4 separate regions of the Homo sapiens genome follow, and regions 1, 3 and 4 are each linked to region 2. A link is a contact called in ENCODE Hi-C data. All regions are on one chromosome and are shown on one strand. The core of a region is the stretch at or near the end of the contact, and the rest is flanking DNA. Distances in the headings are between cores, read along the strand shown.

What was found. A loop is a pair of places that touch in the nucleus more often than their neighbours do. Pooled maps may share reads with other maps.
Region 1: a map of CD8-positive, alpha-beta T cell shows a loop between it and region 2 (21-fold over the local background). The contact joins the promoter of TRPM7 here to the promoter of FAM227B in region 2. A Hi-C loop is called at or near these places in 4 of 168 maps with a recorded cell type or tissue (CD4-positive, alpha-beta memory T cell, CD8-positive, alpha-beta T cell and naive thymus-derived CD4-positive, alpha-beta T cell), 3 of 37 single-sample maps with no recorded cell type and 12 of 50 pooled maps.
Region 3: a loop to region 2 is called in a map of B cell, with 14 times the contacts of the local background. The contact joins the promoter of MYEF2 here to the promoter of FAM227B in region 2. A Hi-C loop is called at or near these places in 2 of 168 maps with a recorded cell type or tissue (B cell and naive thymus-derived CD4-positive, alpha-beta T cell) and 6 of 50 pooled maps.
Region 4: a pooled map shows a loop between it and region 2 (7-fold over the local background). The contact joins the enhancer-like site here to the promoter of FAM227B in region 2. A Hi-C loop is called at or near these places in 4 of 37 single-sample maps with no recorded cell type and 7 of 50 pooled maps.

The regions. Positions count from the first base shown.
Region 1 is chr15:50,683,883-50,691,204 of GRCh38, reverse strand. TRPM7 (transient receptor potential cation channel subfamily M member 7) reads left to right here and starts at 4,408. Exons shown (of 39, transcript NM_017672.6): 1 at 4,408-4,674. The coding sequence starts at 4,672. It overlaps LOC128092252, which reads left to right and starts at 4,488. Exons shown (of 4, transcript NM_001414947.1): 1 at 4,488-4,674. The coding sequence starts at 4,488. It also overlaps the pseudogene RN7SL354P. RefSeq lists enhancers at 4,017-4,196, 4,507-4,926, 4,456-5,320 and a silencer at 4,287-4,456.
Region 2 is chr15:49,618,991-49,625,489 of GRCh38, reverse strand. It overlaps FAM227B (family with sequence similarity 227 member B), which reads left to right and starts at 4,672. Exons shown (of 16, transcript NM_152647.3): 1 at 4,672-4,790. DTWD1 (DTW motif tRNA-uridine aminocarboxypropyltransferase 1) reads right to left here and starts at 4,442. Exons shown (of 5, transcript NM_001144955.2): 1 at 4,368-4,442; 2 at 59-377. The coding sequence starts at 322. RefSeq lists enhancers at 1-364, 4,211-4,330.
Region 3 is chr15:48,175,330-48,182,019 of GRCh38, reverse strand. It overlaps MYEF2 (myelin expression factor 2), which reads left to right and starts at 3,725. Exons shown (of 17, transcript NM_016132.5): 1 at 3,725-3,943. The coding sequence starts at 3,783. It also overlaps a transcript of CTXN2 not described here. RefSeq lists silencers at 3,484-3,583, 3,754-4,183, 4,214-4,383 and an enhancer at 3,130-3,781.
Region 4 is chr15:50,882,374-50,888,850 of GRCh38, reverse strand. No RefSeq gene overlaps it. Among named protein-coding and RNA genes, the nearest start is that of AP4E1, 23 kb to the left of the region's middle. RefSeq lists an enhancer at 4,465-4,584. Within about 2 kb of position 2,895, at least 26 of the 41 ENCODE cell types and tissues checked have a DNase peak (open chromatin) inside an H3K27ac peak, as active enhancers do.

The sequences.
Region 1 (7,322 bases), core at 3,159-5,658, 1.1 Mb before region 2:
CTGGGATTACAGGCGTGAGCCACTGCACCTGTCCTCTTATATGATTTGCTTTAAAATATTGACCTTGCTATGATACTTCTCTACCACAAAATTATACACATATCAATAGATTGAAGCACTGAGATGAAAGAGGTGTAATCAGAGTTAGTGCTTAAGGCAGTTGTCCTCAAACTGAGGTATATATGCCATGATGATGTACAAAGAGTTTCCAAGGAATATGGGTAGTATTAGGGGAATTGATATTTACATAATTGATTTTATAAGGGAAATTTAACTTCATGTTTCTCTTACTTCTACTTTCTTTTCTTTCTTTCTTTTTTTTTTTTTTGAGACAGAGTTTCACCTTTGTTGCCCAGGCTGAAGTGCAGTGGCGCAATCTCGGCTCACTGCAACCTCTGCCTCCCGGGTTCAAGCAATTCTCCTGCCTCAGCCTCCCAAGTACCTAGGATTATATGCATGTGCCATCACACCCAGCAAGTATTTTGTATTTAGTAGAGACAGGGTTTCACCATGTCAGCCAGGCTGGTCTCGAACTCCTGACCTCAGGTGATCCGCCCGTCTCAGCCTCCCAAAGTGCTGGGATTACAGGCATGAGCCACCACACCCGGCTACCCTCTACTATTTAGGAACGGTATCTTATCTTAATCTGACATGACACTCTGCATGCCAGAATCAAAGGACAGAGTAACATTTTAAGATTCTGGCCTATCAAGAGAGTTTATTTGTTTGTTCAACAAATATTTATTAAATGACTGAATGCTTGATGACACCTACTTAGTAGGCATTTAAGATGGATAAGGTTATGATCCTCATGCAGTTGAATGTTTAGTAGGGGATTAACAAGTAAGTTGGTTGAATACAACAGGATAAATGCTATAATAGAGAATATATAGGCTGGGCATGGTGCCTCACACCTGTAATCCTAGCACTTTGGGAGGCCGAGGTGGGCGGATCATTTGAGGTCAGGAGTTCGAGACCAGCCTGGCCAACATGGTGAAACCCTGTCTCTACTCAAAATTAGCTGGGTGTGGTGGCACGTGCCTGTAATCCCAGCTACTCAGGAGGCTGAGGCAGAAGAATCATTTGAACCTGGGAGGCAGAGGTTGCAGTAAGCTGAGATCGCGCCACTGCATTCCAGCCTGGGCTACAGAGTGAGATTCCATCTCGAAAAAAAAAAATCAAGAGACTCTTTATTATTATTTTTTATTTCTTTATTTTGAGACAGGGTCTTGCTCTGTCACCCAGGCTGGAGTACAGTGGCATGATCTTGCTCACCACAGCCTCAACCTTTTGGGCTCAAACAATCCTCCTGCCTCAGCCTCCGAGTAGCTGGGACTACAGGCACGCACAGCCACACTGGGCTAATTTTTCTAGTTTTTTTGTAGAGACAGTGTTTCACCATGTTGCCCAGACTGCATCATTTTATTCTCATAATATTTTGCTTAGCATTTTAAACAGCATAGTAGTAAGTGTTGAAATGTTGTAACTAGGCAAGGACAAGGAGGAGAATTAGTATGTGATCTAGTGAGAGTGAAAAATAGACATGCCATTGACCAAAATGGAAACAAAACCCTTCTGGAAAAAAGGTGTAAGAACATTTAACAAACATGTTCTGAAGCACTGAATTTATCAATCTTGTCATCACCGAACACTGACTATAACTGCTCCTGACATATTCTTAGACACTGAATATAAATATATATATTTCAAGATTTATTATTTATTTATTTATTTTTGAGACGGAGTCTTGCTCTTTCGCCCAGGCCGGACTGCAGTGGCGCTATCTCAGCTCACTGCAAGCTCCGCCTCCCGGGTTCACGCCATTCTGCTGCCTCAGCCTCCCGAGTAGCTGGGACTACAGGCGCCCGCCACTGCGCCCGGCTAATTTTTTGTATTTTTAGTAGAGACGGGGTTTCACAGTATTAGCCAGGATGGTCTCGATCTCCTGACCTTGTGATCTGCCCGCCTCGGCCTCCCAAAGTGCTGGGATTACTGGCGTGATATTTTTTTAAGAGACGTGGTCTTGCTACGTAGTCCAGGCTTGAGTGCGGTGGCTATACACAGGCACTATCCAACTACTGATCAGCAGGAATTCTGACCTGCTCAATTTCTGTCCTGGGTTGATTCACCCCTCCTTAGGCAATCTGGTGGTCCCTTGCTCCCAGGAAGTCACTACGTTGATGCTGAACTTAGCACAGCCACCCAATCCGCATAGCACACTACAGCCCAGAACTGGGCTCACATGAGCCTTCTGCCTCAACCTCTGGAGTAGCTGGGAATACAGACATGGGCCACTGTGCCTGACTCAATACATATTTTTTGAATGAATAAATTCATTCTCCAGAATTGATTGCTGATTGAAAGTCAGCATCTGTGAATTTCAAGGCTGGTTGATCACTTGAAAATTAAGGAATTTATTTTGATTAGTTCAATTAAGGATAAATCCTGTTCCCCATTTCTTTTCTTTTTCTTTTTTTTTTTTTTTTTTTGAGACGAAGTCCTGCTCTTGTCCCCCAGGCTGGAGTGAGATGGCGCGATCTCGGCTCACTGCAACCTCTGCCTCCTGGGTTCAAGCGATTCTTCTGCCTCGGCCCCCCGAGTAGCTGTGATTACAGGCGCCTGCCACCATGCCCAGCTAATTTTTGTATTTTTAGTAGAGACGGGGTTTCACCGTGTTGGCCAGGCTGGTCTAGAACTCCTGACCTCAGGTGATCCACCCGCCTCGGCCTCCCAAAGTGCTGGGATTACAAGCATGAGCCACCGCGCCCACCCAATCCTGTTCCCCATTTCTAACTCTAAATTTTCCAATTTACCAAAGAGTTCTGGCAAGTGCCAAGGAGCTCATCTTGTTTCATTTCTACACCATCCAACTAAGGAGCGAAGCATTCGTGAGTACAAAAAGACCAGAGTTACAAAGTTCTAACGAAACAAAGCACTCTAATCTCATTTTATTTTGATTTTCCAGTTTGTCTGCCTCTACCTTCTAGATTATAAACTCCCTACAGGCAGGAAATGTGTAGGCCCAACTGAAATCCAGAAGATAAACATTTATTGACTGCATGCATAAATTAGTCAAGATGCCTTCCCCAAGGCTGACAATTTAGTGTGACACATATATTAAAACATTTTTAAGTCTTGGTTCTGCTGGACCTGCCAGATGGGGAAGAAATACACAATACCTGAAGATTGTTCACAAGCTGGGGGAACCAGTGGGTGGATTAGTTTTTTTTCTGAGAGAAGATCCTACTTCAGTGAATTGTGGGTCATAATGTTTGAGAGGCAATAATTATGCTGAATGAAAGAAGTTAGACGGAAAAAAAAGGTGCGTGCTGTATGATTCCCGTATATAAAACTTTAGCATGTGCAAACTTATCTGTACTGAAAGTAGATCTGTAGTTGATAAGGGACGTGATGGAGAGGGACGAGATGAAGGGATTATGAAGGGGGGGGAGGAAACTTAGAGGTGAATACGTTCATTTGATTATGGTGATTTCATGGGTGCACAGGTATGTCAAAACTTATCAAATTGGACATTTAAATACGTGCAGTTTGTCATGTCAATTATTTTAAAATAAAGTCGTTTTTAAAAAAGAGATAAGACAGTCAGATCCCTGAGGGTCAGATTGAGGAACTCTCGAAGACTTCAGGAGCAGAAAGATGTTAAAGCAGTTTTAAGAAAATTAAACTGATTGTGGTCTTCCCAGTAGATAAGGAATAACATTTAGTAAACCATTGCTAATAGCCAAACCTTGGCATGTGTGACAGCAAAATAAATGGAAAGGTGGATAGGTACATATTACATCAAGGGAACAACCCAGTTTTTGGTGCAGAAGGTGTGGTGTATGCGTGTATGTGGGTGAGTATCTCTGGAGGGAAAAAGACAGTCCCATAGTTAAACAAAGAAGAATATTTACCGGCAGCAACAGGAGAGGCTAGAGAAAGAACATGATTGGGGTAAAAAGATGATTCTGCATTTTGGACGAGGAGAGAGTAACATTTAAAGCCTCTACTCGCTCTGAAGCACACAGAGTGTGTTGCGACACTCGAGTTTGCTGGAGCGAGTCGGCACAGGCCAGGCCTAGTTAGCGGAATGAGCCCACACAGCAACTCCAGACTGGATCCGCAAGCCTTGAACCTTAACCCTCAACCTCCGATTCCCCAAGTTCCACTCTCGTAGCTGAGGCTGAAGTTTGTCTAAGTCCCGCCTAGGTACCCAACGGAGATACGGCGTGAACACCCCACCACTTTCTGGGAACCCAGAGGCGGTCGGCGTGGCGGCGCGAACCTGCCCAGCGCGTGCGCGCGGCGCGCAGGGAGGCGGCCTGGAATCGAGGGAGCGCGCGCCCTTCACGTGACCCGACCCGCGGGCGGCGACGCACGCGCCGCGCCGCGCCGCTCACGTGGTCCGTCCCCAGCCCCGTCGCCGGCGGAGGCGGGCGCGGGCGCGTCCCTGTGGCCAGTCACCCGGAGGAGTTGGTCGCACAATTATGAAAGACTCGGCTTCTGCTGCTAGCGCCGGAGCTGAGTTAGTTCTGAGAAGGTTTCCCTGGGCGTTCCTTGTCCGGCGGCCTCTGCTGCCGCCTCCGGAGACGCTTCCCGATAGATGGCTACAGGCCGCGGAGGAGGAGGAGGTGGAGTTGCTGCCCTTCCGGAGTCCGCCCCGTGAGGAGAATGGTACTGGACCCACGCAGGCCCGGGCGGGGAATGGTTCTGGGGTTGCGGGCGGTAAAGGAGAGACTTGGCAGGCAAGTGTGTGGGGAGCCGCGTTCCATGCGGCGAAGGACCCTCGAATTGCCTTGAGGCTTCCGGATTTGTCCTCTCGGGACGGGTGTGCAGTTCGTTCTGGGGTGAGGGGCGGGAGCAGGTAGCAAGTTAGAGGCGACACCTCTTCGCGGGAATCCCCTGAGCCGAGACTCGGCTCCCAGCGAGGGCCTCTCCAGGCGGCAGAGGCGCGAGCCCGGGACTACCTGGCTGGGCTCAGCTGAGCGGCCTCAGCGCGCCCGACGCAGGGCTCAGCCTACAAGCTCCGCATCTCCTGGGAGCACGGTCCTCCTGGCGCCAGTTGCTGGCAGATAAGGGAACCAAATGCTCTGCTCAAGTTTTACATGGAAAAAAGGGAGGGAGGGCTAGAAGGGTGCAAAAAGGGGGTAGAGGACACGGGTTTGGAGCAGTGCCTTGTTTGCTGTGCAGCGGATACTCTACAGGTACATTTCCTTTTTGGAACCAAAAGGGAGGGATTTGACAATATTGATGGTAGATCTTTTTTCTTTAGCAAGAATTAAGGATTTTGGTGGGTGGGGGGAGGCTTCTGTGGGGACCAAGACAATGTACTGTCAGTCAGGATTTAAGTCGAACTACCGCATCCCTTGCCCCAGAGAACAGTTGATCGTGTTTTAAACCGAAAGGTGCGGAATGGAGAGAGGGAGGCGGTGCATTGCAGCTTCCGATAGAGCTTTTTATTTTTGGATATCAGGAACCAATTTTGAAGATTTCTTAAGAAAGTCATTTACATCAGGGACATGAAGAGCAAAGTAGGTATTTTTGGTCAGTACTTGAATTTGATAGGCTTTATGCAAACAACTCTCCCTCTGCTGGAGTCTGGCAAGTTTGCTTTTCACTGGACGCTAATTCAAGTGCCATACAAAACTAAAATAAGAGTTTTACTTATAACACAAATGTAGTAATACTTTGAATAAATAATGTGTCTTTCACTATTTTCCACCTTATTCTTTTTTGTTTGTTTGTTTTGAGACAGGGTCTCACTCTGTCGCCCAGGCTGGAGTGAAGTGGCGCGATCTCCGCTCACTGCAACATCCGCCTCCGGGATTCAGGCGATTCTCCTGCCTCAGGCTCCCGAGTAGCTGGGACTGTAGCCACCATGCCCGGCTAATTTTTGCATTTTTAGTAGAGACGGGGTTTCACCATGTTTGGCAGGCTCGTCTCTTAATTCCTGACCTCAGGTGATCCGCCCGCCTCAGCCCCCCAAAGTCCTGGGATTACAGGCGTGAGCCACCGCGCCAGGCCAACATGGGAGATTTCAAACTTGCAAAGATACATTGTAGAATGAACTACCATATACCCATTGGCCAGTTTCAACAGCTTCAACCATGTGAATTTTATTTCTTCTATCATTCCTCAATGGGATAATTTTAAAGCAAATCCCAGACAAATGTCATTTATGGATACTTTATTGTGTTTATGTCTAAAAAGACAAGGACTTTTTAACATAACCACAATATTATTATCATGCCTAAAAATTAATAATTGCTTAGTATCATTAAATATTCAGCATATTTCCCTGATTGTCTCATGTTTTAGTCAGTTGATTTGTTAGAATCAGGTTACAAAGAATTCTGCACATAGCATTTGGTCGGTAACTCTTTCAGTCTCTAGTACCTTCTCTCTTGGGGTGTGGGGGTGTCTTTTACCATTTATTTGTTGAAAGAAACCCATCATTTGCCTTGTAGAATTTCCATCAGTTTGGATTTTGTTGAATGCATCCCTGTAGTGTCATGTAACATGTTTCTTTCTCCTCTGTATTTTTTTTTCTTTTTTCTTTTTGTTTGAGACCGAGTCTCGCTCTGTTGCCCAGGCTGAGTGCAGTGTAGCGATCTCGGCTGACTGCAGCCTCCGCCTCCTGGGTTCAAGTGATTCTCCTGCCTCAGCCTCCCGAGTAGCTGGGACTCCAGGTGCGAGCCACCACACCCGGCTAATTTTTGTATTTTTAGTGGAGATGGGGTTTCGTCATATTGGCCAGGGTGGTCTTGAACTCCTGATGTCCAGTGATCTGGCTGTCTCACCTCCCAAAGTGTTGGGATTACAGGCATGCCCCACTTTGCCCAGCTTCTACTCTTTATTTCCTGTGAACTAGTTAGTAGTTAATCTAAAGACTTGATCAGTAATCGGGCGTGGTAATCCTAGCTACTCAGGAGGCTAAGGCAGGAGAATCGCTTGAACCTGGGAGGTGGAGGTTGCAGTAAGCGGAGATCCTGCCACTGCACTACAGCCTGGGTGACAGAGTGAGACTCTGTCTCAGAAAAAAAAAAAACGACTTAATCAGGTGGGGCGCAGTAATCCCCATACTTTGGGAGGCGGCGACAGGCTGATCCCGGATCACTTGAGGTCAGGAGTTCAAAACTAGCCTGGCCAACATGGTGAAACCCCGTCTCTACTAAAAATTAGCAGGGCGTCGTGATGGGCACCTGTAATCCCAGCTACTCGTGAGGCTGAGGCAGGAGACTCCGTTGAACTTGGAGGCGGAGGTTGCAGTGAGCCAAGATTGCGCCATTCACTCCAGCCTGGGTGAGAGTCTTTCTCAAAAA
Region 2 (6,499 bases), core at 3,423-5,922:
TGAGATGTTTTTAAAAAATCTATTTTCATACTTTCAAACAATTAAATTTCTTACTAACCTTCACAAGTGGAATCTGTTCAATAGGTACATTTTCAACTGGAACATAACATGTATAGCAGTAGAACATTCTGGAACCACCACATTTGAGACATTTTGATCTCCCACTTTGCTGAGCTTTTTGAAGAACTTCTTGAGATGCTAAACATAAGTTTTGAAGGGGATCTTCTGAAGCTATGGAAGTAGTTTGTGACTGTTTTGTTTCCACAAATTTTGAACTATTTTCTTCACTTCGTTTGAGAAATATAGGTGGATTGAGAGACATTCTTCATTCAAACCAAAGTTTAACGGCTATTTCTAAAACACATATCATAGGTGCACTGTAAAAAAAAAGTATCAAGAGAAGGAAAAATAAAAACAGAAAACATTTTACTCAGTCTACAAAGAAAATTACTCAATTTAAGTCACAATTGTGTGCTGTTTTAGTACTTATTAAACATGTTTTAAACCACCAAATTGGCACACTTTAAAACATAAGATTAAAAGCAATAAACTGAAAGTTATTTCAAATATAAAGTTCAGGTACTGAGAATCCATTTTTCAAGAACCCTTTTTTGTTCCAGAGATGGCAGTTTTGTTTTCCAGATATTAGGAATGCAATGGTTTCACGTTAGCATCAGACAGGGATATATTCAACCCTGTTGGCTCTGACTTTGAATTGACATTAATGAAAAATAGAAGATTCTAGTGGAATTGGCAAAATTTAGTTGGTTATGTTCTAAAAGATATAACCCTCTCCAACTTAAACACACACTACATATGTGTGAGTGTGTCTGTGTACATGTGTGCATATACATATAAAACTTCATATCCAATAAAAAATAAGAGGCATCTACTACTCATTACAATTTGTAAAATATCCCATAAGGTAAAATATATTATCCTATAAATTTTAAAAATTTACAGAGTAACATTAATGTCCACTTACTCTAAGAATTTATGTTTTTTAAAAACATACATCATTCAGATTCTTTAGTACTAGAGAAAAATGGTAAAATAACTTTCCCACTTAATATTTTCTTCAAAGAAGGGTGATGGCTGCCAAAATTGCTATCTGTATACCCTGTAAGGAAGATATCTTTCAAGGGAGAAACAACACTGGTGCCCTATTGATTCGATATGCATTCCACAGCTGTAAAATAATTCTCTTATTATAAAGCCTTCTGGCATTGTGGTTTAACTACGAAGCTCCAGGCACTTTAAGTAGAAACAGGGACAAGAGAAATGCTGTGACTCCAGCAGGAAACATTTTGTGGTCTCCCAAACAGAAAGTGAACAAAAAGTCCAGAGAAACATAAAATACAACATAATTTGCTGAGAAGAAGTTAGTGGCACTAATTTAATTACTCATCAAATGAATTTTTCTTTTTCTTTTTTTTTTTAAGATTGTAAGTCCCAGTGAGTTTGAGATACAAATAAAGAGATACAAAAACGCCGGTTATAGTAGAAAAAGGCACTTGCCAAATGTACCCAAGGGGAAAAACAAAATACAGTAAATATTTTTGCTGTGTACTGATTACGCACAGATTTGCATTTTGGGTAAGAAAGCAGTATTTAAGAACAATGGTCCAATCCCTTGTTCCTGCCTCACAAATAGAAAATCTTACCTACTTCTGACTGCCACTCCAACTCACCTGCCTAAAAATGGCTTTGATCTTTGTGATCATGCCCTCAATGACTGAAAGTGCAGGATATTAAGATGCCCTCTTTTCTTGAGCCTCAGATTCTTTTAGGAATCACATGAAAATATTAAACCGCATCCCTAGAAAATGCATATACAGACACAATATTTTGCACACAATTTCAGGAGGTTTGGAGATCTCCTAGAGTCCATCTACGACCCAGGTAAGGAAGTTCCAAGCTTGGGAAGGGCCACGCATGGTGGCTCATGCCTATAATACTAGCATTTGGGAGGTTAAGGTGGGAGGATTACTTGAGCACAAGAGTTTGAGAACAGTCTGGACAACAAAGTGAGATCCCATCTCTAAAACAGAGAAAAAAAAAAAGCTTGGGAAGAGATCCTAATAGTCCCCAGAAATGAGAGTTGCAAATGCTCTGTTGGCGTCTCTTTGCTGCACATACGAAGCTAAGTTTCACCTAAACTCTCTTTGGGTTTGTCCTGGTGTTGCCTGAGGTTCTTACAGAGAAACATTTTGAGGCTTTAATAGTCCTGAGTTATTCAGATGATGGGATTCATCCTAAAAAATGAAATTTGATTGGAGTAGCTCAACCTGACTTCATTTCCCTGGGTAATGGAGTAGCTATTTAGTGGGAATGCATGTACCACTCAAAGGCCCAGGCATAGTGGGACTGAAAAATGTAGTTCCTGTGGATGTCATGAAAGTTACTGTGGTTGCCTGACATTTAACAGAAAACTACTGGTGAGTTTTTGGAGTTATCCTAGGGCACTGAAAGTGCATTCCTCCTAGAGATACCTCAGAAATATCACTTTGCAGTTCATGGACCTGCTATCCACATAACTAAATGGATATTAGTGAAGCTTTATATAAATAACCTTCCTCTAGAAAAATCAACCACCACAAATACCTGTAAGACAGTAAAAGAGAAATGTTTATGGCTCCACCTCTTAGTTCACCTATATACTCTCACTTATGGCTGAGGTGGCCACGTAGAAGAGGCCAGCAATTGTAAATCATGGGCAGCTCCCTCCAGTGGTCTCTGAAACTACATGATCAGGGCATCTGTCCTAACCGAGCCAACAGCCTGCCTCGACTGTGAGAAAATCATTGCAAATGATTTTATTGCAAATGGGGTTATTTAAAATTTTTAAAACATACTTGTTAACATCAAATATGTGCAAGGAAGTACAATTTGAGTCATGGGGGCTAAAAAGACTTAGAAAACATAAAGACTGTTCCTAAGGAACTAACAATTTTAACACCTTGATGGTGCGTCCATCATTCTGGAACTTAAGGCTAAAAATACATTAATTTTTTATTCCTCCTTCTACCCAATTTCCACCCCAAATTAATTATACTCACCAAGTTGCATCTACCTTGTATATAATCCTCTATCTTCACTCTCAAAGTCAGGATTCTAATTCAGTTCCTTATTAACTCATAGATGGGCCACAGCAATGTCTTAAACCTCTTTGAGTACTTATTATTAGTTCCACATATTTGACATGGAAAAATGCATTTATTGTGGAGGTACTTTAGTGAATCTATCCCCTCCAGCATTCAACTCTGTAAGAGCAGATTCCTTCCCTGATCTCACCTATTCCTGATTCTTATGCAACAGCAGGAACTCAACAAACACTTGTTAACTAAATCAAAACCATTCTGCAAAACACATCCAGTAAGCATCTCACTACTGAAGTATCTGACAAACTACCTTTATGGGCCGTCTGCAGCCTAGCACAAGTGGCAGGCTGGCAATTTTTTTTTCTCCAAAATAATAACAAAAAGCTTCTACCTCTTCCATTATTGTAAGCTGACTCACCTCCCAATGGAACACTATACAGACTCCCCTGTCCTATATTGTGGACCAATTCAGTATTAGAAAAAAACCACTTCCAATTTTCTTTAGAGTGTTTTTAAGAACTTGGTCACATAGGACCTACAGGTCCAACATTCATTTTTCATAATCCAAGGTAGTAGTACCCTTTTTCATATAGGATCAATGGCCTCTCCCACACCACCCGCCATATGGTAACAAACTGTCTTGCCTTCGTTTTCATGGTGCACTGGGTTAGTCCTTACATGCTGCGATCTACAGTATTGATTTTACCATCCAACTTTGTGGGCCTGGCGACTGAAAATGTTAATATACTTCCTTATTTGTCCTACATTCCCAATAAATAATTTAGACGTAAGAAACAGGCTCTTTTGCTTATTATGTAACCACAACCTCAATATTTTAAATACACTGCATGGCATCACTAATTCTACGTCTGTACTACGCTTCCCCTTCCGTGATAACCAAACCCCCACAAACCACTCCAAATACTAAAAATAAAATAAAATAAAGTATGGGGTTCCTAGGGAACTGACTTTGCCAGGACATACTTTTCGTTGGGGCGGAATGCACCGAAAATCATTGGTAGGAAAAATAATTTTTTTTTTGAGGAAAAATTTGGAAACCTTTTTCCCAAAGGGCCCGCAAGATCCTAAAAAAAGCAAGAGACCGCGCAGAAACCGAGGATCCCCCTCACAGGCGACACCCAGCGCGACCTCCGCTAGGGTCCTGACAAAGAATGTCCACTTCCCGCGGCCGCACCTCTGGGGCCAGACCACTGGTCTCCAGAGAGGCGCGGGGACCTCCACCAGGGATCGGAGTGGTACTCAGACCTGCACACCCGCGAGTCCTCGAACAGCTCCACACGTCTCCAGCTCCGCCCGAGCCCGAGCCACGCGCCGGGCCGTGATCGCGCACGGACCAGACGGAGCGCTTTCCGGGAGACACCAGAGGGAGGAGCCAGGCAGTTACTAGCGTCGTTGCTAAGGCAGGGGCCGCGCACACCGCACACCGCGCGGCTTAAGCAACAGGCTGGGACGACAGCGGGGGGGGGGTTAGACGGGAAGTTCCGCCTCAGCCTCTCAATCAGCGGCGGTGTCGCACTTCTCCCGAGAGGCTCCGGCGAGGGGCAGGGCCGCGTTCGTCCGGGACCCGCCTCAAGCCTCGCAGCCTTTCACCCAGTTTCCTCCCGATTCTTGCTGGGACAACAAAATTGGGAAGCGGTTCTCGAAACATACTGTCAAGGCGTAGTTGCAGTGAGTTGTGAAGAAATGTTGATCCCAGAGAAAAGTTTGCATTTTGCCCACCTCAAAGATATTTTGATTGTGAGAACTTGGTTACATTAGTCTTTCGTGGCTATATCAATATCATTATTTCGTGTGCTGTGTGGTAATGAAAGCTATTAGAAAAATCATTTGTATCTTAATGATTTAGTTTGCATAAAAACACGCATATAGAGTTAAGAGTACTTTGTGTTTTTCCACTTTGAAGTATAATATGTGGATAAGTTATTAGAACATTTGTCCGTGCCTCTCCCCAAACAATGCGCAAACGGAAGTGCACTCTAACAACTAAGATTTTAAAACACAATGGTCAAATGTTGAGCAATGTTTTATTGACTACTCTGAATTTATCAAGTGGTAGATAAAGGACATTACAATGCCCTAGAAGTGCTCACGATATCAAGTAAAGCATGTTAAATTCAAGTACAGAAAATGCAATATTCTTACTACTGAGATAAAAAATGGAATTTAATAAATTACAGGAATTTCAAGAAAGCTGAGAATGGAGTGGTCAATAAAGGCTTCTTTTTCGGACTTGGGTAAGGCCTTGAAGAATGATTTAGGTTTAGGACAGTGTTTTTCAACTGGAAAGGGGATTGTGTGGGACCCATTAGTGGAGGTCTTGACCCATTTGTAAGCAAGGAAATCTCTTTAAACTTAAAAAAAAGAAACAATATAGATTGGAAATATCAGCGCATGTAAGTAAATTTAGTGTTAGTTAGTAAAGTACTGCTTTATGGAGCTTTTAATTGTATATATGCGTGTATGTGTGCACTAGGGCTTGTTTGTAAAATGTATTTCTTACTGTATTTCAAACCTTAAAAAGTTTGAAAGCCAGTGATTTAGGGAGAAAGGTGAATTTTCTGGGTAGGGAAAGTAGAATAGCAAAGTCTATAAGCCAAGAAGAATTCACAACCATTTTCCTTTTTAGTTTAACTCTAAATTTTATCAAAGTAGTTAAATTGCACAGATTAAAAAGCAAATAATACTACTTGTTAGATTGAGCATTGGGTTGCTATCGTATGTAATAAATTACTCCAAAATATGGTGGCTTAAAACAACCATTTTATTATGTTCACAGGTGGTGTTGTCAATAGGGCATAGTCATCAGCTTTTCTTTGGTAACTCAATTAGAAAGACTAGAGTGGGCATGCTAGCAGAGCTTCTGTAACTATATGGCCGGGGTTTCCTCACAGTATGGCAGCAAGGTAGTCAGACTTCTTAGCTTAAACTCAGAGCTCCAAAGGGAGTGTTGCAATGAACAAGGCAAAAATTGCCTGACCTTTTCTGACCTTGCCTCAAAAAGTAACGCGGTGCTACTTCCCCCACTTTCTTTTGCTTACAAATGTGTCAAAGTCCTGTTCCATTTTAGGAAAGGAGACATAGATCCCTCTTCTCAAAGGATTGGCAAAGATTTCTTGTCCATGTTTTAAAACCAGCATAGTGAATTTACTTCTGTAACAGAAAACCCCAAAATATCGGTGGTTTAATACACTTTTTTTTTTCCTCACAAAAGATCCATTGTGGCTATTTCTAGGCAGACGAAATGTTAAATTCAAGGCCAGATGTTTTTATTTTTAATGGTTCTGCTGCCTTCTAGGACTAGCTTGTTTGACAAGAAAGAAAGTATGGCAAATTACCCAAGGTTAACTCTAAAAATGACATGTATCAATTTGGCCACA
Region 3 (6,690 bases), core at 2,476-4,975, 1.4 Mb after region 2:
TCCACATTTTCATCACAGAATGAACTTTCTATAAAAAGGGAAATACATATGTAGATTTCAAATATAAACCATAGTATTTTAAAAAGTTACGAATTCCTTTTTAAGCTTTAAAGAGGTAAATTTTTACTTTGTAAGGTTTAGAAACTTCATGCCTTCAAATCCAGCAATTTATATAGTGAAGCAAATTGACTTAAAAATTATACCATACTTTTTGTTTTACTTCATATTGTTGGTCTTTGCCGTTTAATTCTTTTTTCTTTTTTGAGTTTCTGAATACCCCAGAGAAGGTAATCTATTTATTATGAATTCTAGGGCTAGAATATCAGCACAAATATGGAAGTATTTTTAGAAGCTATTGTCACCATAGAAATGTTAGCCACCATTTTTGTCTAGTTTCTTTTTCTTTTAAATTTTATTATTATCCCTAAAACTTAATTCTTAAAGACAAAATAAATTAAAAAAAAGAAGAATGATGACATCCATTCTCTTCTTCATTGGTAACAGAACCCTGGGCAGTAAGCCCAGCCCCCAAATTATTTGCCAACCTCCCCCACAGATGAGTGTGTCATGTGACTAAGTTCTTGCCCATAAGCGGAAGTGTTGTGTGAGACTTCTGGATAGGTCCCTTTTTTTCTGGACTCCTTCTGACCTACAATGCCGACAAGGTGCCTCGATCTCCAGCAGCCATCTTGGGTCATAGGGCAACCTTAAGAATGGAAGCCTCACACTAGGATGGCGAAAGATTAAGGTAGCAGGAACCTGACTTCACGATGACTGTGAAGCTACTATATATCCTCTGGGATGCTCCTTCTGCATTTATTTTACTTAAGAGAGTAAAAATGTATATCTTGCTTAAGACACTATTATTTCTAGTTATTGTTATTAGCAGATGAACACAATTCCTAAGTGATACATATATTAAGGTATTAATTGAAAATATTTTGTGATTTCTAGGATTAGATTTCTAGATACGTGTAATAGCTTTTCCCCTATCCCGCCAGGTACACACACATAAACATGCATTCTAATTTGTAAGAAAGAAAACTAAGTGATTATGTGAAGTTGTACCAGTAATATATTTTGTGCAATTGCAAAGGATAATGCTTTTGCAATGTGAATCATGGGAAAATAAGAATTTGAGCATCACTTAAGAATTTTTCAATGTACCTACATGCACTAAAAAACAAACAAACAAAAAACAAAAAACCAAGGCCGGGCGCTCTGGCTCACGCCTGTAATCCCAGCAATTTGGGAGGCCAAGGCAGGCAGATCACAGGGTCAGGAGATGGAGACCATCCTGGCTAACACGGTGAAACCTGTTTCTACTAAAAATACAAAAAATTAGCCGGGCCTGCTGGCGGGCGCCTGTAGTCCCAGCTACTCAGGAGGCTGAGGCAGGAGAACGGTATGAACGCGGGAGGTGGAGCTTGCAGTGAGCAGAGATGGCGCCACTGCACTCCAGCCTGGGTGACAGAGCGAGACTCCATCTCAAAAAAGACAAAACAAAACAAAACAAACCAAAACAGTAGAGAGGAAGACAAGCAAATACAGAAATGGAATTCAGCAACAGAATATTAATAGTTTTTTCTTTATCTTTTGCAATTAATAGCAAGAAAGGAAGGAAAGATCAATCTATTGAGCAGTCAGATGGAATGGTAAAGATTAATCATTCTCTTCCCTTCAGAAGTTGCCTTAATTCTTTGTCTTTTAAGATCCAGCTCTTTTATAAGGCCCTCACCAATCTCTCAGTAGGAATTAACCTCTGCTCTTTATCAGGACTAGAACCAAGCTACAGCGGGTGAGGCATTTGTCTTGGGTACAAAAGTTAAAACTCAGTAATCAAGATAAATATTTTAATGGAATATTTTAATTGGCAAACTAAGGCATGTGGGCCAGTCTCCTGTTTTTGTAAATAATTTTTTAATTATACTTTGCTTTTATTTGTATTATAGCACTTAAATAGTACTTTTTACATTAGCCCTCTCCCAACAGGGCTGTACTCATTTTTGTATTCCTCATGTACCTACTACTCTGTTTGAAGCATAAAGGCCTCTTAAAAAAATCTTGCATTGAGTTGATTAAAGGATTTTTGCAAGAATATATTGTACTGGTGATGGTGGGGTTCAATTTTCATACTGAATTCAACAATAGCAAAAGAATAACAGAATGATGACTATTTTGAAAGTACTTATAATTTAGTGCTGTGGGAAAAATCACTTGGCTTGTCTTTGACTAAAACCCTGCTGAGCTTAGGGAGATAGAGAATTGTAATATTACATTATGTTCATATAGCACTTTTTCCTACATAAAGTGCTTTCTTTTAATCCTCACCTCAATCCTGTAAGGTCGGTATTGCTATCCCTATTTATTGTAGAGAGATTGAGAAATGAGGTGACTTGCCCAGGGAGTTATGGGCAAAAAGAGGCAGAGCTGGGGTTCTAACCCAGATTTTGTCTGTCACAATTGAATGCCCTTTCTGCGATTATAAATCTTATGTCTCAGAGTTGAATGAGAAACAATTTATACAGCAACTACAATAGCATTCTTATCATTAAAATGTTCTGATTATGTGTGTGTGTGTTTGTGTATGTGTGTGTGTGTATGTGTGTGTGTGATGAAGTAGCTGAACTTGGTATTTTTCGGTAGAGGGTAGGAAACTACACATTGAAAAGCCGAAGATGAAATTATGTTATTTGAGTATTACTTTCTAACTATAACTTTACCACTGATGTGTGTATGATATTCTGCAAAGTGACTAAACTGTACGTGTTTGCTTCTTCATGGAAAAAAAATTTGGGAAGGCATTTAAACTTTTCAGCTGAAAAAGGTTATGTCAATGTGAAAGATTATAGTACTCGAGAATTAGGAGTTGATTAAATTTAACGGTTTCCTTTTCATACTTAGGGGGAAAAATCTACGACTGTATTTTAAAACTCCATATGGCAATTAAATTTGAGAGCGTATAACTAACTACTTCACTAGAATTTCCATCAGTATACAATAAACACACAGTCAAAACCTCAAATGTCCATTATTAGCCCATCTAGTAGACGATATTTTATAATTATGGATTCCCCATATTGATTGATGTCCAGAGAAAAACTGCAGTCTTCTCTTACTAAGCTGATAGTTGAGTTCCTGGGAAATCCTCACCCCCTAAGAACAAATAATTCTCAAAGAAATTCAAAGTCATTCCTTTTGGTGAATTGCAATCAGTCATCAATAACTATTTATGGAATGTCCGAAGGGTGCCTAGGCATTGAAATGGCAAGAGACTTATATTTGCTTAATTCAAAGGATTTCTAAAGGCAGTCTGAGGACTTGCAAGAAGTCTTTAAAGATGCAAAGTGGTGTGTTCTTTAACTGCCCCTACCTGGAATGAATTGAACAGTCTGGGTGTTAGGGCTTTGATGTCTAATCCCGCTTTGCAAGCGAAGACTCCACTGGTGCCAAGCGACAGGCGGGCTGGTGGGCAGACATGGCACCACCACCGGGGGCTTTCAGGACTGGTCCAGCCCTCCCAGGCAGGTGTAGGGCCGACTGCAGCAACAGCGGCCCTGACCCCAGCTCCCATGGCTCCCCTCCCCCCGCACTCCCACCCCCCGCACCCGGCACACACCATCTCCCAGTCACCCAGTCTCGACCGGTTCTCGCGAGATCCGGGTTACTGAGCGCTCGGGGCCTTTTCAAATCGGGATCCGTTACCGCTTCCCCGGCAGCCGCCATTGTCGCGCTCGGAGCCCCTCAGCTCAGGCGGCCGAGGCGGAGGCAGCGGCGGCGGGATGGCGGACGCCAACAAGGCCGAGGTGCCCGGGGCCACTGGTGGCGACAGCCCGCACCTGCAGCCCGCAGAGCCGCCGGGCGAGCCGCGGCGAGAGCCGCACCCCGCGGAGGCGGAGAAGCAGCAGCCGCAGCACAGCAGCAGCTCCAATGGCGTTAAAATGTATTGTCTTTTCCTCCGGGAACCGGGGCGAGGTGGGGGGCGGGGAGTCTACCGGGCGGCTAGAGGCCGGGCTGTGCCCCGATGGGGGACAACCACCCCCAGACCCCGGCCCGCCCCCGGGCCATCGGCTTCCTGAGGAGCAGGTGCAGCTGGGCCGCTCCCAGGCCCTTCCCCGCCCGCCCCAGGCCTGGCCGCCTGTGGTCTGGGAGCCGGGGCTGGGGGCCCGGGGACCAGCGCTCTTCCCTGATTTCTAGCCCGAGACAGCGAACACCCCTCTTCCCTGACTTTGGTTAAAGAATCTTTGAGCAAAGCTCAGCGACCGCCACGGTTTGCAGGAAAATGGTCCCCCTTTAAGGACCAGTAGTTAGTGTTCATCACTAGGGAGTATCTAGGGATGACATCATCGGACATTTCCTCTTAACCACCGAGAACATATTTAAAAGGAATATTCCTGGCTTCTTTCTGAGCTTCACAAGTTTAGTGTTTTGTTGTTTTCTAAAGTGTATGTTCATTTTTAAACTGATTTATACCGAGAGGAAGTTTAATAATGTGCTGTTAGACTCTATGTTTTGTGTTACTCTTGAATTGGCTAGACGTACTTTAAAAAGGGAAATGTGCGATGTGCGTGGCTTCCCTTCCCACTGGGTAATGTGCGTCAGCTGTGGAGAGTATTTTTTTTTTTAACTCAGTGTATGATTATCTTAAGTTTGGTATAATAGATGGTTAAGATTTTTTTTTTCCCAAATGAAGGAAGACTTTTAAGGTCGCAGCTGTCACCAGTGCCTATAAAGAATTTAGTTGACCCCAATCCATAATAATTTCTGGTTCTAGGGAAATGTTATGCTCTCCTTTGTTCCTGTCCTGTGGGAGGATATGAAGTTAAGCGCTTACTTTCATATGCCTACCTCCTTAAACCTGAAGTTGAAAGTATGTTAATAATTAAGTGAAAACATCCTTTTCCTTCTCTGTTATGCCTCAGAGCAGAAAGCAATAGATATATGCTCACAGTAAAATAGACAAGGGAAAGGTCTTTCTGACCTTTGTATAAGCATGTTTGAAATTGTATGGTAAGAACTGGACCAGTCTGTGTAAAAGTTGGTGGCAAAAAAGATGGGGTAGCTCTCCCCAGCTCTTTGACACTCTTGCTCTCAAATGAGTTTGAACAGGATCGGCAGCATCTTCTAGGAGAATAGAGGTGCAGGTATAAGAGATTGGAACTTAGTGGAGTTTATTCCTGGATGAAGAGTGGTGCACCTCAGTAATTGAGGAACCAGAAAGGGAATGAAGTGCTTTCTACCATGCTTGCCAAAATGTGGGCTTTCTGGAATTTGGCATTAAAAATAGAAATGAAAACCGGTGGAATGATAAACTTAAAAATATGTGCTATTCATATCTAAACACGAGTATACATGCCACCTTTTCTCCTGAACAAAAAGTGCAGCCTTGAATTACAGAGAGAAGCCCTCCTATACTTGGGTATGATTAGTTTTGATATAGGGGAAGTTTGGTATCTAAACCTCCATCAGATTTTCTATTCCCTTCTAAAGTCTCTTCATGATTTAGCAAGACAGGAAAAGAGAAAGGAGAAAGGTGGAGAAAGAATCCTTTTCTAATTTAGGAAGAGAAAAATATAAGGTGAAGAAATGAAGAAATATTACTAGTAAATACAGATTATTTCCATATTGCTTATAATTCGCCTCTCCCTTTCTCTTTTTCCCAGAAGTTGAATCGAGTCCAATTTACTCTCAGGGATTTCTCTTACTGTCTATTCCATAAGAAGATTTGTGATGGTCCAGCATGAGTCATTCAAACTGAATAACTAGCGACCTAGTCCTTTTTTTTTTTTTTTTTTTTTTTACTTCGTGAACTAGTAGGAGTGGATAACAACCCCAATACATAAACCTTGAGTTGATTACCATATACTTTTAATAATAAAAATAATTCATTGTTGATTATAAAAATTACCATAATATTGCCCCAAATTATGTATTGGTTGGAATTGAACAGAGTACTGCTTGTCATCAGGATTGAAATAATATTTGCTGAGGTTAATCCATAGTTATTGAGGGTGGGAGACCACTATGTCTTATTCTTCTTTGTATTCTTAAGGCCTAGTAAATATTTGTGGAAGAAATGCAGAAGTGAACTTTCATGCTTATGAAACTCATATACAGGGAATTTAGTTTGCATATTCACACCTTTAGAAAAGATCCGTTTTCCAACTGTAGTCTTCTTCTTTAACGCCAAATGGTATACTAGCTCTCCTTTTCTTAAAAATGAATAGGAGGGAAAAGAGCAGTATTATTATAACTTTATTATTCATGTGTAATTAAGTATAACTTTGGAGTAGGTAGAGATTGAGAGTTATATTAGGGTACTATAAAATATTAAGCATTGGAGCAAGGTAATGTGTTCTTTAGCTGAGTGATTTTTATTAGGAATAAAGACTAGAACTGTTTCCCCCAGCTTTATTGAGGTAAATTGACAAAAATTGTATATTTTGAAGTGTACAGTGTGATGGTTTGGTATACAAATAAATTGTGAAATGATTACCACAATCACGCTAATTAACGTATCTGTTACCTCGCATAGCTACCATATTTTTTGGTGTTGAAAATACTTAAGATCTATTCTTTAAGCAAATTTCAAGTATACAGTAAATATGTTAAGTATAGTCACTATACTGTACCTTAGATCTACAGAACTTACTCATCTTATAACTGAAAGTTTGTGCCCTTAGAACATTT
Region 4 (6,477 bases), core at 1,646-4,145, 1.3 Mb before region 2:
AGACAGAGTTTTATCATGTTGGCCAGACTGGTCTCGAACTCCTGACCTCAAGTGATCCACCCACCTTAGCCTCCCAAAGTGCTGGGATTCCAGGCATGTCCCACCGCGCCCAGCAATTCTGTTGTGTTGGTTTTTTTTTTTTTTTTTTTTTTTTGCTTTTTTTGTTAGATGAAAGATGTAAGTGAATGGATAGACACTGCATGTTCATGGATCGAAAAGACTCAGTATTGCTAAGATTATAATTCTCCCCAAAATGTTCTTAGATTCTACGCAATCTCTATCAAAGCTGTAGCAGTTGGCTAGATGCAGTGGTCCACACCTATAATCCTAGCCTTTTATCGGGCCAAGGTAGGAGGATAATTTAAAGCTGGGAGTTTGAGACCAACCTGGACAACACAGTGAGAGACCCCTATCTCTACAAAAATAAAAATAAAACAACTAGCTGGGCACGGTGGTGCGTGCTTGTACTCCTAGCTACTCTGGAGGCTAAGGCGGAGGATCACTTGAAGCCAGGAGTTCAGGGTTACTGTGAGTTATGATCATGCCACAGCACTCCAGCCTGGATGACAGAGTGAGACCATATCTCTAAAACAAACAAGCAAAAAACTGCAGCAGGCTTTTTGGCAAAAATGAAAAATGAATCAGCTGGTCCTAAATTTTATATGTAATATCCAGGAACATTTTGAAAAAGAAGAACAAAGCTGGAAGACTTACAATACCCAGTTTCAAAACTTACTATAAACAGATAGTAATCAAGACAATGTAGTATTGGTGTAAAGATAGACATGTATAAAACTGAGAGTTCAGAAATTATGGTCCATTGATTTTTGATGAAGTAGCCAAGACATTTCAATGGAGAAAGGACCATCTTTTCAACAAATAGTATTGGGACAATTGAATATCCATATGCAAAAAAGTGAACCTAGGCTCTTACTTCACATTATATACAAAATGGAACTCAAAATGGATCTCAGACCTACATGTGAGAAGTAAAACTACAAAAGTTCTAAAAGAAAACACAGGAGAGGCCAGGCGCAGTGGTCACGCCTGTAATCCCAGCACTTTGGGAGGCCAAGGTGGGCAGATCATGAGGTCAGGAGATCAAGACCATCCTGGCTAACATGGTGAAACCCCGTCTCTACTAAAAATACAAAAAATTAGCCAGGTGTGGTGGCGGGCGCCTGTAGTCCCAGCTACTCAGGAGGCTGAGGCAGGAGAATGGTGTGACCCTGGGAGGCAGAGCTTGCAGAGAGCTGAGATCGTGCCACTGCACTCCAGCCTGGGCGCGACAGAGCGAGACTCTGTCTCAAAAAAAAAAAAAGAAAAATAGAGTTTCATATTAAAAAAGAAAACACAGGAGAAAATCTTTATGACCTTGGGCTAGGCAGAGTTCTTAAATATGACATCAAAAGCACAGTTCACAAAAATAGCTGACAAATTGGATTTTATCAAAATTAAAACTTTTGGGTTTAAAAGACATCCATAATAAATTGAAAAGATGTAGACTGAAAGAAAATATTTATAACTGATGTATGTGATAAAGGGCTTATATCCAAAATATACAAAGAACTCATAACTTAGTAATAAGAAGACTAATAATCTAATTTTAAAATGAAGTAAACATTTGAATAGACATTTCACCAAAGAGGATATGTAAATGGCTAATAATCACTTGATAAAATGCGCAACATCATTAGTCATGAGGGAAGTGCAAGTCAAAACCACAATAAGATAGCATTAACACACCCACTAAGCTATAACCAAAAAGTCAGACAATACCTAGTGATGGAGGAGTTATGGGAAAACCTTCACATATTGCTGATGAGAATATAAAATAGAACAGCCACATTGTGAAATTGTTTGGCAGTTTCTTAAAAAGCTAAATAGATTTGCCATACAACTCAGCGATTCTACTAAGTATCTACCCAAGAGAAATGAAAACATATATTCATGCAAACACTTGTATAGAAATGTTCATAGCAACATCATTCATAATAGCCAAAAACTGGAGACAACCCAAATGTTCATCAACTGATGAATGAATAAACAAAATGTAGTTTATCTATATACAATGGACTATTATTCAGCCATAAAAAGGAATGAAGTACTGACACATGCTACAACATGGGTGAACTTTGAAAACATTATGCTAAGTGAAAGAAGCCAGTCACAAAAAACTGTATAGTGTATGATTTCATTTATATGAAATGACCAGGAAAGGAAAATTTTTAGAGACAGAAAGCAGATCAGTAGTTGTCTGAAACTGAAGGTAACAAGTGAGGATTGACTGCAAATTCTCTTTTTGTTTGTTTGTTTTGTTTCTTTTTTTTTTGACTGCACATTCTCACAAGTAATTTTCTGGGTGTTAGAAATGTTCTAAAACTGGATTGTGACAGTGGTTGCACAAAGCTATCAATTTACTAAAAATTATTCACTGTACACTTATAATGGGTGAAGTCTTATGGTACATAAAATATATTTCAATAAAACTAAGAAAAAGTCTCATGAATTTCAGAAATGCTAATTTATTATTGATTGACAGCTTGCTACAGGATCTTTCTGGGGCTTAGTGACTAGAGATGCATGCAGAATTAGAAAGATAAAATAATTTGTTTAGAAAAATTAGTAGATTGAGAAGGGTTTGGTGGTGGTCAGAGAAAAACCTTGGGAATGGCAAAAAGTTAGGAAACTCTCCAGGCTGAGAAAGGCCTAGAAAAAGAGACACTGGGTGGTGTTCTGGGGACTGCAGCAGTGGGGATTTAGGCAACTTTGTATACAGTTCCACTCTCATGCCCAAGGGGGCGCCAGAGCAGCAAGCCTCAGTCGTGACTGTGGACGTTCCTAGCCCCTAATGCTGGGTCACGGTACTGCGTTCATTCAAAACCTGACCCAGGTTTTTTAGAGACGAGGACTCTCCATTTTGTTTTATTATCTTTCTTGAGAGGCGGAGGGAATTTGCCTGAAGGTGGATTCCTTTTTTTTTTTTTTTTTTTGAGACGGAGTCTCACTCTGTCGCCAGGCTAGAGTGCTGTGGCGCAATCTCGGCTCACTGCAACCTCCAACTCCCTGGTTCAAGGGATTCTCCTGCCTCCACCTCCCAAGTAGCTGGGATTACAAGCATGCGCCACCATGCCCGGCTAATTTTTGTATTTTTAGTAGAGATGCGGTTTCACTGTGTTGGCCAGGATGGTCTCGATCTCCTGACCTCGTGATCCGCCCGCTTCGGCCTCCCAAAGTGCTGGGATTACAGGCATGAGCCACCACGCCCGGCCGGTGGCTTCCTTTTAAGTCTGAAAATGCAGCAGGAAGAGCCAAGTGAGGCCCTGTGACTCTCTATGGAGAGAGGCAGTGGTTACAGCCCAAAGAGCCCTAAGAAGAGCTTTTTCAGAATGACACATACTAGTTTCTTCCCCTCCTTTCATGACTCAGGTCCACATTTCACACAGACTTTTGCCTGTGCCAGACTTGCCTCTGCCTTGACCGCTAGCCAGCAGACTGTGTCCACAGTGTTTTCCCGCTCCTGCTACCCGGTCTGAATCAGCCTGGTAAAAACATTAGCTGGAAGATATCTGTTTACTGGGTAAATTCCTCTACAACAAATACCTTTGCAATGAAAATCTCTATTTAACCAAAAGTTCTCCACAGCCCAGTTTATGTCTAACCTAGTGCAAGCAGTAATCCATGAAATAAAACTCTACTCCATACCACATATTTAGACAGTCAAGTTGAGCTACTTGTAAAGAGATTTGACCTGTAATACTTTTATTTTCCCCGAGGAGCTGGAAATATAAGTAGAGGTAAAAACAGAGTCCCCTTTGCACTTGGAGAGTATTTTCCCACATGCACTCATTTTAAAAATCCAGTTCCCAGGAAATCTTTGTAAGGACTTTTCTCAATAGTCTACCAGATCCAGGACAAGGAAGAAAGATAGGCTCCAGATTGGATAAGCAGAGACCTTCCCAGAAGGAAACAATGGGAATTTAATATTCAAGCAGGCCCTGATCCAGAGCATTATGGGAACTGACCAAGGGATCAAAAATGAATCAAGTTAAAAAGAAACTAAATAACATTCCAAAGAAGTGATAGTACTGTTGAAGCCTGAGGCTATACTCCACCGCGCCCAGCCCTGTACTAATATACTAACGAGAATCAAAACTTCAAAAACTACGTAGATCATATGACAGAATTAATTGCATCAGTAGTCCTTCTATACTGCTAAGAGCAAGGTGTTACATACAGATGATGCTCCTTGATTTACAGTAGGGTTACATCCCAAAAAACTCATCATAAGTTGAAAATATCATAAGCGGAAAATGTATTTAATACACCTAGCCTACTGAACATCATAGACTAGCCTACCTTAAAAGTCTCAGATCACTTATGTTAGCCTAGAGTTATTTTATATTAAGGCGTTGAATATCTCATGCAATTTATTGAATACTGTACTGAAAGTAAAACAAAATGGTTGTATGGGTGCTCAAGGTATGGTTTCTACTGAATGCATATCACTTTGCACCTGGTAGAGTCGAAAAATTTTAAGTTGGGGACCATCTGTACTGCTAAGAGCAGTGTTGTTGGGGAAGCCATTTTCTCCCTCTCCCAGGTCCATAAAATAGAAACTTCCACTTCAGAAGAATTGTGAAGACAGCATTTAGCTTCCTGCTATTTCCCCTCTCAGTTCTCCCCAAGGAAGGAGTGACTCATCTGACTGAACCACTGAGGAAGGAACTGAGCATGCTCAGCCCTTTTTGCAACCTTCTTGGACTAGCCTGCCCACTAGACAGGTGCATCCTCCCACCAACCCCACCGCTGAAGCATGTGCACCTCCCCACACACATACACTCCTGCCTCCCCAAAAAGTTCAGGAGTCAAGTACAGTCATGTATCACTTAAAGACAGGGATACGTTATGAGAAATATGTAATTAGGTCAGTGATTCCCAACCCCTTTGGCACCAGGGGAGGACCAGTTTTGTGGAAGACAATTTTTCCACAGACTGGAAGGGTGAGGTATGGTTTTGGGATGAAACTTCCACCACAGATCATCAGGTATTAGATTCTCATAAAGAGCATGCAACCTAGATCCTTCACATGTGCAGTTCACAATAGGGTTTGCACTGTTATAACAATCTAATGCTGCTACTGATCTGACAGGAGGTGGAGCCCAGGCAGTAATGCCCGCCTCCTGCTCACCGCCATTGCCATCACCTCCTGCTGTGTGACCTGGTTCCTAACAGGCCAGGGACCGGTACCTGGAACCGGGTGATTCTTTGTTGTGCAAACATCATAGAGCACACTTAAATAAATCTAGCTGCTGGCCAGGCGCAGTGGCTCACGCCTGTAATCCCAACACTTTGGGAGGCCGAGGCGGGCAGATCACGAGGTCAGGAGATCGAGACCATCCTGGCTAGCACGGTGAAACCCCGTCTCTACTAAAAATACAAAAATCAGCCGGATGTGGTGGTGGGCGCCTTTAGTCCCAGCTACTCGGGAGGCTGAGGCAGGAGAATGGCGTGAACCCGGGAGGCTGAGGTTGCAGTGAGCCGAGATTGTGCCACTGCACTCCAGCCTGGTCGACAGAGTGAGACTCTATCTCAAAAAAAATAAAATAAAATAAAATAAAAATAAAATAAATCTAGATGCTTACTACACACCTGGGCTATGTGATATATCTTATTGCTCTTAGGCTACAAACCTATACAACATGTTACTGTACTGAATACTCTAGGGAATTGTAACACAATAGTGTCTGTGTATATAAACATATCTAAACATAGGAAAGGTACAGTAAAAATACAGTATTATAATCTTAAGGGACCACTGTCATATATGTGTTCATCATTAATTAAAGAGTCCTTGGCCGGGGGCAGTGGCTCATGCCTGTAATCCCAGCACTTTGGGAGGCCAAGGCTGGCAGATCACCTGAGGTCAAGAGTTTGAGACCAGCCTGACCAACATGGAGAAACCCCATCTGTACTAAAAATACAAAATTATCCGGGCGTGGTGGCACATGCCTATAATCCCAGCTACTAGGGATGCTGAGGCAGGAGAATCGCTTGAACCTGGGAGGTGGAGGTTGCGGTGAGCCGAGATCGTGCCATTGCACTCCAGCCTGGGCAACAAGAGTGAAACTCCGTCTCAAAAAAAAAAAAAAAAAAAAAAAAAGAGTCCTTATGCAGTGCATGACTGTATTAGGAAGTCTGATTGTGAGACCTGACCGGCAGCTTGTCTACTCTGTCCTCACCCTCATTAAAGCTGATGCTTTTATTTCCGTCTGTCTGATTTTTGTGTCTGTTTCTCAAAAGGAATTCAGATGGGTAACAGCTGTTATTTATTTGTCTCTCCAAGGCCCCCAAATCAAGACTAAGTAGCCCTGCCACTGAAAAGGTTGAAAATCAGTGAAAAATGCAAATAAATGACTCTAGTAGAAGACTAAATTCATTGTATGCCCTTGAGCAAGGGTTGAGCTCCTCAGTCAA